2 separate regions of the Homo sapiens genome follow, and region 2 is linked to region 1. The links are chromatin loops, found by intact Hi-C in ENCODE. Cell type or tissue: GM12878. All regions are shown on one strand. Region 1 overlaps LOC101929710 (a long non-coding RNA gene). Region 2 overlaps ELL2 (elongation factor for RNA polymerase II 2).

Region 1 (5,000 bases):
ATAACTGCTGTCTCTGCTCCTGAAGTATGTCTTTCTATGAGAATTATAGACTTTAGTATTGAAAAGTGACCTTGAATATTATACAGCTCCTTGCTTCTCAAAGTCTTGTCCACATACCAGCATTATAGGCATCACTTGGAAGCTTGTTAGAAATGCAGACCCTCAGCCCCCACCCCAGAACTACTGAATCAGAATCTGCATTGTTAATGAGTCCGTAGTGATTCATACGCAATTAAAGTTTGAGACGCACTGATCTACTTAACATGCCTGGTATACATGACACTCCTCTGTGATATTTTTTAACAAGTTGTTAGGCAATTCCTGGTCTCCCAAAGCAACCCATTCTTTGGTTTGGATTGGCTGAAATGGTTACAAAGTCCTTCCTTATAATGATATTATAAAACCTTTCCTCATTACTACCTCCAGTCAAGCATGCTAATTTTGCCCTCTAGTACCACACTGACAAGTCTCAATCTCTTTTATACATGATAGCAATTCATACTTCGAAGGCAGATTGTTATATCTTGCCTAACTTTTTTCTGCTCTAGGTTAAACATCCCCAACCTTTTTAACACTTTGGCATTCTGCTTGCTCTTGTCCGGATAGGGTCTTTCAATAGAATTTTTTAAATGTGGCACCCAGAATAGAATATAGTATAGTTGGCCAACTAAAAAAAGATAATTTATTTTTCCAACTTTTTATTTTGAAATAACTTTATAGTTACAGAAAATTAAGAAAAAACAGTACACAAAACTTGTGTATACCGTTCATGCAGCTTTCCCTGGGGTTTACATCTGGTGTAACCATATTACTATTAGCTAAACCAAAACATTAACATTGATACAATATTCTTAACTCATTTATAGACCTTTATATTTTTCCAACTGTTCTATTAGTATATCTTCTTTTATGGTCCAGTATTCAATTAAGACTCCCTATTGCATTTGGTTATTATGTCTCCTCCAAACTGGGATATTTTATCTTTGTCTCTCACAACCTTAAAACTTTTGAGGAGTACTATTCAGTTATTTTATATTATGGTCCTTAATTTTGGTTTGTCTGGTGTTTTCTAATGATTAGGCTGGGATTAAACATTTGTAGGAATAAGTGATGTTATGTCATTTTCATTGACTTGTATCAGGAGGTACATGGTGTCCATATGTCTAATTACTAGTGATGTTATCTCTGATCACTTGGTTAAGATGGTATCATATCAACCAGATTTCTCCACTGTAAAGTTACTATTTGAAAAATAATATTTCGGTGTAAAAATTATTGACAAACTCATGATGCAGAGAGCCATAATGTAGTAATACTCTCCAAATTTATATTTTTGGAGAAAATGAAAATAATTTTACTTTCATAGACATTTATGTTTGTGATATTCATAACTTCTCATTCCACATGTCAGGAGATTTTTCTGTGAGATTAAGTGAAATAATCCATTTAAGATACTTAGCAGAAGGGTGAGGACAGAGAAATCGCTTAGTTTGCTACTATTATTAATGCTATTAACCTATCACTTTCCACTTAATATACTGATATATTTCCATGTCAATAACTGTTCACTGGCATAATTTATAATGGTTGCATAGCTTTCCATTAAATGTGTTAAGTATACTTCAACTTATCAAGTAACGGAAGACACTTAGAGTGTATCTATTTGTTTGGCTACTATACTTTCAGGTAAAGTTGGTTGATTAAATATATGTGTCTCCTTTCATGCCCCACTAAAACCCCTCAAAAACTACAAAGAAGGGATTTTTTTAAGGACATAAACTTATGAAATGGGGAGAACAGGAGTAGAAGCAATCACAAAAAATTATGAAAGCAAAAAAGCAACTAATTTAGCAGACCCAAGAAAATGAAATGTTAATCCAGCAGCAGGGAAAGCCAAGAACTAACCCTTTCTATGCCTCAGAATTCCCCATGACTGAGGAATTGGCAGGCACCAAATAACTTGACATTAGGATGCAAATAGGTTGGAAAATAAAAAAAGATTGCTTTAAAGTCTGTTTCAAAAGCAATCTTCCCCAGCTTCCCTCATCACTCTTTATTGCAGAAAACTATCCCTTTGTCACCCAGCAAAGAGACTGAGGGTGTTTTCCCCAGAGACATCAGGCACAGTTAAAGGTGGAGGCTTCACACCCCCGAACCAACTGTAAGAAATTGGTCACCTCGGGGTTGCTTTCTAGCAGGTGCCACTGAGGGATAAATAATAATGGACTGATCCTAACTTCCCCTTTGTTTCTCACCTCCCTCCAGTGAACACAGGGATTAATCTGCTTGTTGTTTAAAATAATATAATCCTTGAAGCTGTTGTAAACAAGTAGAGGAAAGAAGACCTTCAACAATTGTCCCTAATTATGGTTAGAAGAGGGACCAATCCTGATCCCAGTTATGACAGGCAAAAAAATTGTACAATCAGTAAAACTGAAAGAGAAAACAAAGGTACTAAAGCAGAAGTGGCCCACGGCACATTACTTTAAAAGTTCTAAGTAAGCTTCTGATACTGAAACTCAGGAAATAGCTAACAAAAATCTGGTTTTCTGGCTTCTCTTTATAAACTAGAAAATGTTAGTCTGGAAACAGTGACCCCTACAGTTCTCAGACACTGAGACAAAGTATGAATTTCTGCAATTATGTTTATCCCACCTTTTTTTTTTTTTTTCTTATAATGGAGTTCAGAAATCCTTAACTCTATAAGGGGAAAATAGCAGAGAGAATTGAGGGTTTGGAGCTTCTCTCTTATGCCTGCCTTATTCCACTCAGTTATGGTATCTGCATGTCTCCTGTGAGCATCCGTGTCTCTAGCTCTTTCCTTGGACCCTGCTGTAGACTTGTACCTCTACTGTTCAGACCTACCCACGCTGCAGCTGTAGCTGTTTACTCACAGCAAGAGAGAGAGGCTAAGACCAGCAAGCCCAGTGGGTGCCCCAACTCAAGCAAACATGTATTGGCCAGGTCTGAGTTGTTACATGCCAAGGAGAGGAGCAGGTAGCAAAAGTTTTTTCTAAGCCCATGGACTTGGGAAAGTGATGGACTTGTGGGTGGGGGAGGTGGGTAGGATAAATGGCAGCAGGGTGAGGGGGTCCGTTTAAGGCTACTCAAGTTCTTCTGACTCTCCAGTCAGAATTACTCAATCATTTAGGGTAGGGCCATACATACACATGGGGGAAATGTCAGGGTTTGGCGTTAAGAAAGCTAGGAAAGAAATAGGTATGGGAAAGTATTTCATGGGTGCAATGGTTGATGATCCAGCATCTACTTTCCTAGTGCTCTACAGCTGGAAAAGGCAGAGGCAATGGCTTTAATTTTATTTGCAAAGCTAGTTAAGAGTCGATGGAAGAACTGACACTATTTGATAAACTGTGCCCAAACTCTAGATGAACACTATTTCAAAGAGCATTAAGCACAGATATAAGAGCAGACTCAAAACAGACCACCTGGATTTGATTCTCAGCTCTGCCACTTATTAGCTGGGAACATCCAGACACATTTTGAACATGTCTTTGCTTTGGTTTCCTCATTTACGGAATGAGGGTATAATAGTAATTTACCTGTTGAAGTTATTATACATAACATACTTACAACATTGTCTGGTACAAGTAAATGATAGTTATTTTTATTGAGAAAATAGCACCCTAGTTACATAATAGTTTCTTACACAAGTTTGTCAAATTCTGGAGTAGGGAGGCATCTTGGACAGAGAGATGATTTCAAAGTGTAAAACTGACTAGCTCTGGCACTCAATTCTCACCTCTCTTTCTCCCTTTTTTCCTACTCACTAATTTTTAGTGTGTTCCCCTTCCTCTTTTTTTTCTTTCTCTCATAATTCTATACATTCCCAATTGACTTTTCCCATAAGCCCGTTGAGAGAGCCAGAGCAAGTTTTATTAACTCCAATTCACTAAAATGCAGGCAAGTGAAGTAGTTTATCCACGGCTCACAGGGTGAACTTCACACATCTGCCTTGAGAACCTGATCCTTCCTCTTGGAGCAATTTGCTTCTGATTTCTTGGTGGAGAATCAGTAGCGATGGGTTTAAGGGCTCTGGGAAGACTAGAAAGTTGCCCTCTCTAAACACATTTATTGAAAGTGGCACCTTAGAAAAAAAGGGACTATGTAAACTCAATATTATTAAGTATGATGGAAAAGTATAAAGTATGTAGAAAGCAGGCATTAGTACGTTTGACATTCAACATCAGTAGAGGTCAGATCATGAGGCACACAGAGAAAATAGTCAAAAGGGGCACTTTTTTATAATGTGATTGCTACTCCACCTTGCCCACCTCCTGGTATTAGAAACAGCCTTTCTGTGATTATGCGTATGGGTGATTGAGTAGTAACACAATGACTTCATTTCCATTTCCCAGCTTCCTGTGGGAAGGTTTGGATCCAGCCTGCAAGAGCCATGATTGTAGGAGTATAATGATAACTGATGTTTATACAGTACTTTACAATTTTCACAAGGATTTCCATCTATTGGCTTCTCACTACACCATTATTACCATTCCCACTTCACAGGCAAGTAAACTGAGTCACAGGTAAGCAAGGCTAACAGAGTTTGCATAGATAATCTCACAGAGCTAACACCAGAACTCAGGTCTGTAGTGCTTCTTCTACCTTCCACTTATGTGGAATAGTTTGATGTTTAATATTTTAAGCAGGTAAGTATTTGAGTCCTCTCTACCCCTTACCAGCACTGTTACCTGGAATAGCTCCTGAATCTTCAGCTTCCTCATGAAACAGAGGAAATAATACTATTTATGAGATTTGAATGGACTAAATTATGTAAAGCACTGAGAACATTGCTTAGCCCATAGTAAGTACTCAATAAAATCTAGCTGTCATTATGATTGGTCTGTCTTCTGCCATTTTCTTTGCTTTGCATTGAAGAGAACTGTCCATGATTTTAGATTACACTCAGAAGCCCTATGTTTCTAGGTTTATGTTATCCTAAAATGTTATTACCATTTGTTGCTTTGGTAAGACTAGGA
Region 2 (5,000 bases), 510 kb before region 1:
GAATAGTCTAGAATCAGAACAGAAAATAGAAACCTCAACCTGAAAGCCACATGTGCTATTTTTTAAACTAGACCTGCAGTTATGACTTTAGGCCCAAACATTATGGGTTGAGGGGAGAAAAAAAAAAAAGCCTCTCACATCAGCCCAGATGTGCAAACCAATGCTGAAGGGTGGAGGAGTAGGAAGGGGAGGGTAGCCTTCACTGGCAATAGAAAAAGTTAAGTATTAGAGAAATCAATAAGAGCTAAATATTCCTACTGACAGGGAAGGGCAGAGGGTAGAGAGGATCCAACACATATTAGAGCCGTCTGAAATTTCCATATGATAGCTATTTTACTGAAGAGAGTAGTGCAAAATGCCAAATTTTTCTAGCACAAAGAGAAATATTGGCAGTTATCCCCAAAATTCAGGTCATATAACAATAATTCAGGAATTATAATTAATAAATAATTCAGGAAAAATAAGTCCATTTATTTCCTTCCATTGTTCCTCTTTAGCAAGATGTATATTAAGCAAGGAAAAAGTAAGGTGAAATTGCTTTCCCTGTTATTTTTCACATGGTTCCCCTGGATCCAGTATTAAAATTTCTAGTTCTGGATTAAAGAGTATAGCAGCCTAATACTGAGATTTCCTATTTCTCTTATTTCTGTAGGATACAGTCTTATTAGAAAAATAATTCCTGAGAACTGCATTCTCATCCCTAATGTATTCTTTTAAATTTATGACCATTTTGGAGAAAATATCATCGACGGCAACATTTCAAAACCAATTTTAATTACAAATACACAATAACATCGATGGAAGTAAAGTACTAATTTTTAAAAATAAAATACACCCAATACACTCAGTTGCTATATAACTGAAATTACAAAAAACTACCTTGAGTAATTTTTGGCTCTCTTAATATGGCTTCTCTATTAATATGAAATTAGCCTTCTAAATGTTAGTGTTTCTGGTAAGATGACATGGATTAATTGATTCTTTCATTTAATTCACTTATTCCACACATATTAACTGAGTACTACTGTGCTAGGCACTGTTTAGGTTTCTATGACATAGTAGTGAATAAAACTGACAAAGATTCCTGCCATTGTGGCACATATGTATGAAAGTCCAGGAACGAGATAATGATGCCTAGGACCAGGACAGGGAGAAATGGATGGATCTGGGATGTATTTTGCAGGTACAGGCAGCAGGATTCCTAGACATACTAAATATAAGGAATGAAGGGGAGAAATCAAGGATGACTCCAGGGTATTTTGCCTGGAAGAATGGAATTGTTTCAGTATGTGTATGTGTATATATAGACATACACACACACACGTGTGTATATATAGACATACACACACGTGTGTATATAGACATACACACACACGTGTGTATATAGACATACACACACACGTGTGTATATAGACATACACACACGTGTGTATATAGACATACACACACGTGTGTATATAGACATACACACACGTGTGTATATAGACATACACACACACGTGTGTATATAGACATACACACACACGTGTGTATATAGACATACACACACACGTGTGTATATAGACATACACACACACGTGTGTATATAGACATACACACACACGTGTGTATATAGACATACACACACACGTGTGTATATAGACATACACACACACATATGTGTGTATATAGACATACACACACACATATGTGTGTATATAGACATACACACACACATATGTGTGTATATAGACATACACACACACATATGTGTGTATATAGACATACACACACACATATGTGTGTATATTTTACTTTGAATGTGATAATGAGCACCTTAATGTAAATGAATCCATTAACTGGTTAAGTGTACTTCTTATTTTTAAATACTGTACAACTGACCAGTGTTGGTTTCGTCAGCTAAAAAGGGGCTTCAAAGGGAGTTTTCTTATGATTCATTTTTGTAGCTTCATGGCTAAAAAGTATTTAGAAGAACACAGGTGTCTGAGTGTGTGTTGTTTGGTAGTTGGGTATTTCCAGGAAAAAAGGGGTGATGACAGTTACTGGCAGGGGAAAGATGGAAATAGCAGATTAGTACTAGAGATACTGCATCAGGGAAAAGATATACAGACTATGGAGCATGAGAGAACAGAAACTTTGTTTAAAAATGAATGCAAAGTTGAACCAAGTGCCAAAGTGGTTTTGGAAGAGAAGTGAGACAGCCATCGAGAAAATCTAAATAGTTTCTTCAAAATGCAGTCATGGCTGGGCTAAGCCACAAGTTCTTCTTTGGTGGCAAAAACTAAAACCTCCCATTGGGTTCAGCAACTTATCATAAAGCTGCATTTCATTTTTGTTTTATTAACCAGTCCCTTCCAAAATTTAAATATACAAAGCTGATATAAACTAAATTATCATCTCGTTCCTAAATCTTTCCACCCTCCCACATTGCCCAGTTAATAAGCCATCATTCATTTAGTGCTGAGATTACTGGCATCCTGATGAGTGAAATTTGACTCCTCTTTCTCACACTACTCCACACCCCTCAACAAACACATAATCGTAAGACTTACTGCTTTTTCCTTCCGAAACATTTCTTAAATGTATATTCTTTCCTCTGCTTTGGCTCAGTATTACCTTTTGCTTGGACAACTTGGTTTTCGACCTCCACTTTTGAACCATTCTCAATCCCATCATCTAATCATTCAGCTGCCATCCTATAATCATTCAGTTTTTATCAACAACTATTCTTACAAAATGTCAATATGACTCTGTCAGTCTCAAGGGTCATTTATTTCTTCATGACTTCCTACTACTTATGAGTAGTAGATGTAAGCTTCTTAACAGTATATATGTTTCCTTGTCAGCACTCTTGCTACTAAACCAGTTTAACTGGGCCTCATCTCCACATTGTATTTCATGTCCAGCAGCAATACCGTGCTTGCTGGGTGCCGGAACACGCTACTCTGTGTCCCCACTTCTTGCCTTAGCTCATGCTAACTTAATGTGAGTTCAGCTTAGGAGTCCTTCCCTCAGGAGCCTTTGCTTTCTCAGTGAGGTGCGTTTAGAAGCCCGCTTTCTGAGTCTCCATGGTCCCCTCACCTCTAGGCGCTCATCGCTATTGCTGCCTTCACTACATTGTATATGCTAAGTACTCATTTATTTGCCTTTCTCTCCCACCAGACTGTGAGTTCTTTGGAGGCAAGGACCATGGTCTTCCTCATTTTTTTTTTTTTTTGAGACAGAGTCTCGCTCTGTCGCCCAGGCTGGAGTGCAGCGGCTCGATCTTGGCTCACTGCAACCTCTGCCGCCTGGGTTCAAGCGATTCTCCTGCCTCAGCCTCCCGAGTAGCTGGGATTACAGGTGTGCACCACCACATCCGGCTAATTTTTGTATTTTTAGTAGAGACATGGTTTCACCATGTTGGTCAGGCTTGTCTCAAACTCCTGACCTCGTGATCTGCCCGCCTTGGCCTTCCAAAGTGCTGGGATTACAGGTGTGAGCCACTGCGCCCAGCCGGTCTTACCCACTTTTATATATATTTGAAACACAGTGGAGTAGATACCTAATAAATATTTGTTAGATTTATCTGAAGAAACTTAGATTAAATTCACTCAGAAGGTGCCTTATGTCAGGGATACTAAAAAATTATAAATGGATTTGAAATAGATGACTTAAGAATCTGTTGAGAACCAGGGTTCCCCAGAGAAGGCAAAAATAAATTACAAGATGAAAGGAAGGGTAAAAAAAAAAAAACAACAAAAAACAAAAAAACCCCCACACAGCTGCCTGCTGTGTGGTACAAATGTCAGGGTGAGAAAGTTTCTAACCTCTCTTATGCTATGTTTAGCCCCAAAGCCTAGGCCAAGTGGCTTCCTGGGTTTGTGGGACTTAAGTTCATATTATACATTTTTCTTTCTAAAAAGTATCTTCGTCTTTATTAAAACACTCGCCGAATACTCTGGCTTCACGAAATTCCATTTGAAAGTATGACCCAACCTCTTTAAAACCATTTTGTATTTTTAAAGAATTTAGAATGTAACCATACTAAATAATTCTAAGTTTAGTAATTCTTCTTGTCAAATAGGAAGCAGAATTTTGTTTTAAAAAATGGTTTCTCAGAAACAAAGCCCAAACCTGAATTCTACAAGGAAAAAAAATCTTAAATATGAATCGCAACTTCCAATTCATTGCCAATCTCCTCTCCTTGTACCCTGGAGCCTTGAGCAACGTTCTTTTGCATTATGCCAGGAAGAACTGCTGGCAAATGTAAGTGGGCTTAGAATTCATGACTGCAGTCAGCAGCAGTTGTGTAAATCTAGGGAGAGACTGGTATTTGACACCTGCAAGTCCTCAAGGTTAACAGAAGTCTCAAAAAGCCCAAGCCCCAGATTTTGTAAAATACATGGTTTCACCCCAACCTAATCAATGTCACCAAGAAAACTTGTAAGTCCAATAAGACAAACAATAGTTAAGTCTGCAGAATATTTCCATATAGATTTAGAAGTATATTTAACTCTTAATTCTCTGCTTTCAATATCAATTGTTTTTGAGCCTTTTCTTGGGTAAAGTTACCGAATGCTTTTTTCAAAGTAAGTCTTACGGGGAACTTATTTTATGTATTACAAACAGACTCAGAAATGCTCTAGTTAAGGAAGGAATGATGAGAGACTGGAATTGCTGAGGCAGCCACTGTGGTAAGTCCTCCCTGGGGACCAAAGGCACAAGACCACAGTCTATGCTAAACAAGGAGAAACAGCAATAAGACATACAATATTTGGGGTATATCATTTTAATTAATTAAATTGTAGTCAAATCTTAAATGAACATTACAAAAGTGTGTGTGTAAAAATATGCACCATTTTGTGCCATTTTTTTTTTATGAGAATTGGTGCCAACTATTTGGAGAATACCAAAGGTAGGAAATGGTGTCCTGCTTTCTTGTTCTTTCTCCTTTTTAAAACGCTTTCTTTAGAATTCTCCCTTTGCACTTCCAGTTCCAAGTTGTTTCTCAATGGTTT

Evidence for each region. Peaks named below come from ENCODE experiments on the same cell type or tissue, not always from the same donor. Only the 100,000 strongest peaks of a DNase experiment are listed, where the experiment ranks them.
Region 2: a loop joins it to region 1, with 2.2 times the contacts of the local background. A loop is called at or near these places in 1 of 110 quality-filtered maps.

What each region holds. Positions count from the first base shown.
Region 1 is chr5:96,437,519-96,442,518 of GRCh38, forward strand. All of the region lies in intron 4 of LOC101929710 (a long non-coding RNA gene), which reads left to right. It also overlaps a transcript of CAST not described here and the pseudogene LOC102724070. Among named protein-coding and RNA genes, the nearest start is that of PCSK1, 6.8 kb to the left of the region's middle. In GM12878, a CTCF peak has its summit at 2,605; a DNase peak (open chromatin) is centred at 2,353; H3K4me3 peaks cover 631 bases; H3K27ac peaks cover 1,097 bases.
Region 2 is chr5:95,926,060-95,931,059 of GRCh38, forward strand. The region is part of intron 2 of ELL2 (elongation factor for RNA polymerase II 2); the gene reads right to left. Among named protein-coding and RNA genes, the nearest start is that of ELL2, 33 kb to the right of the region's middle. RefSeq lists a silencer at 1,799-1,848. In GM12878, no CTCF peak of the experiment used is centred here; DNase peaks (open chromatin) are centred at 52 and 2,072; H3K4me3 peaks cover 1,260 bases; H3K27ac peaks cover 4,363 bases.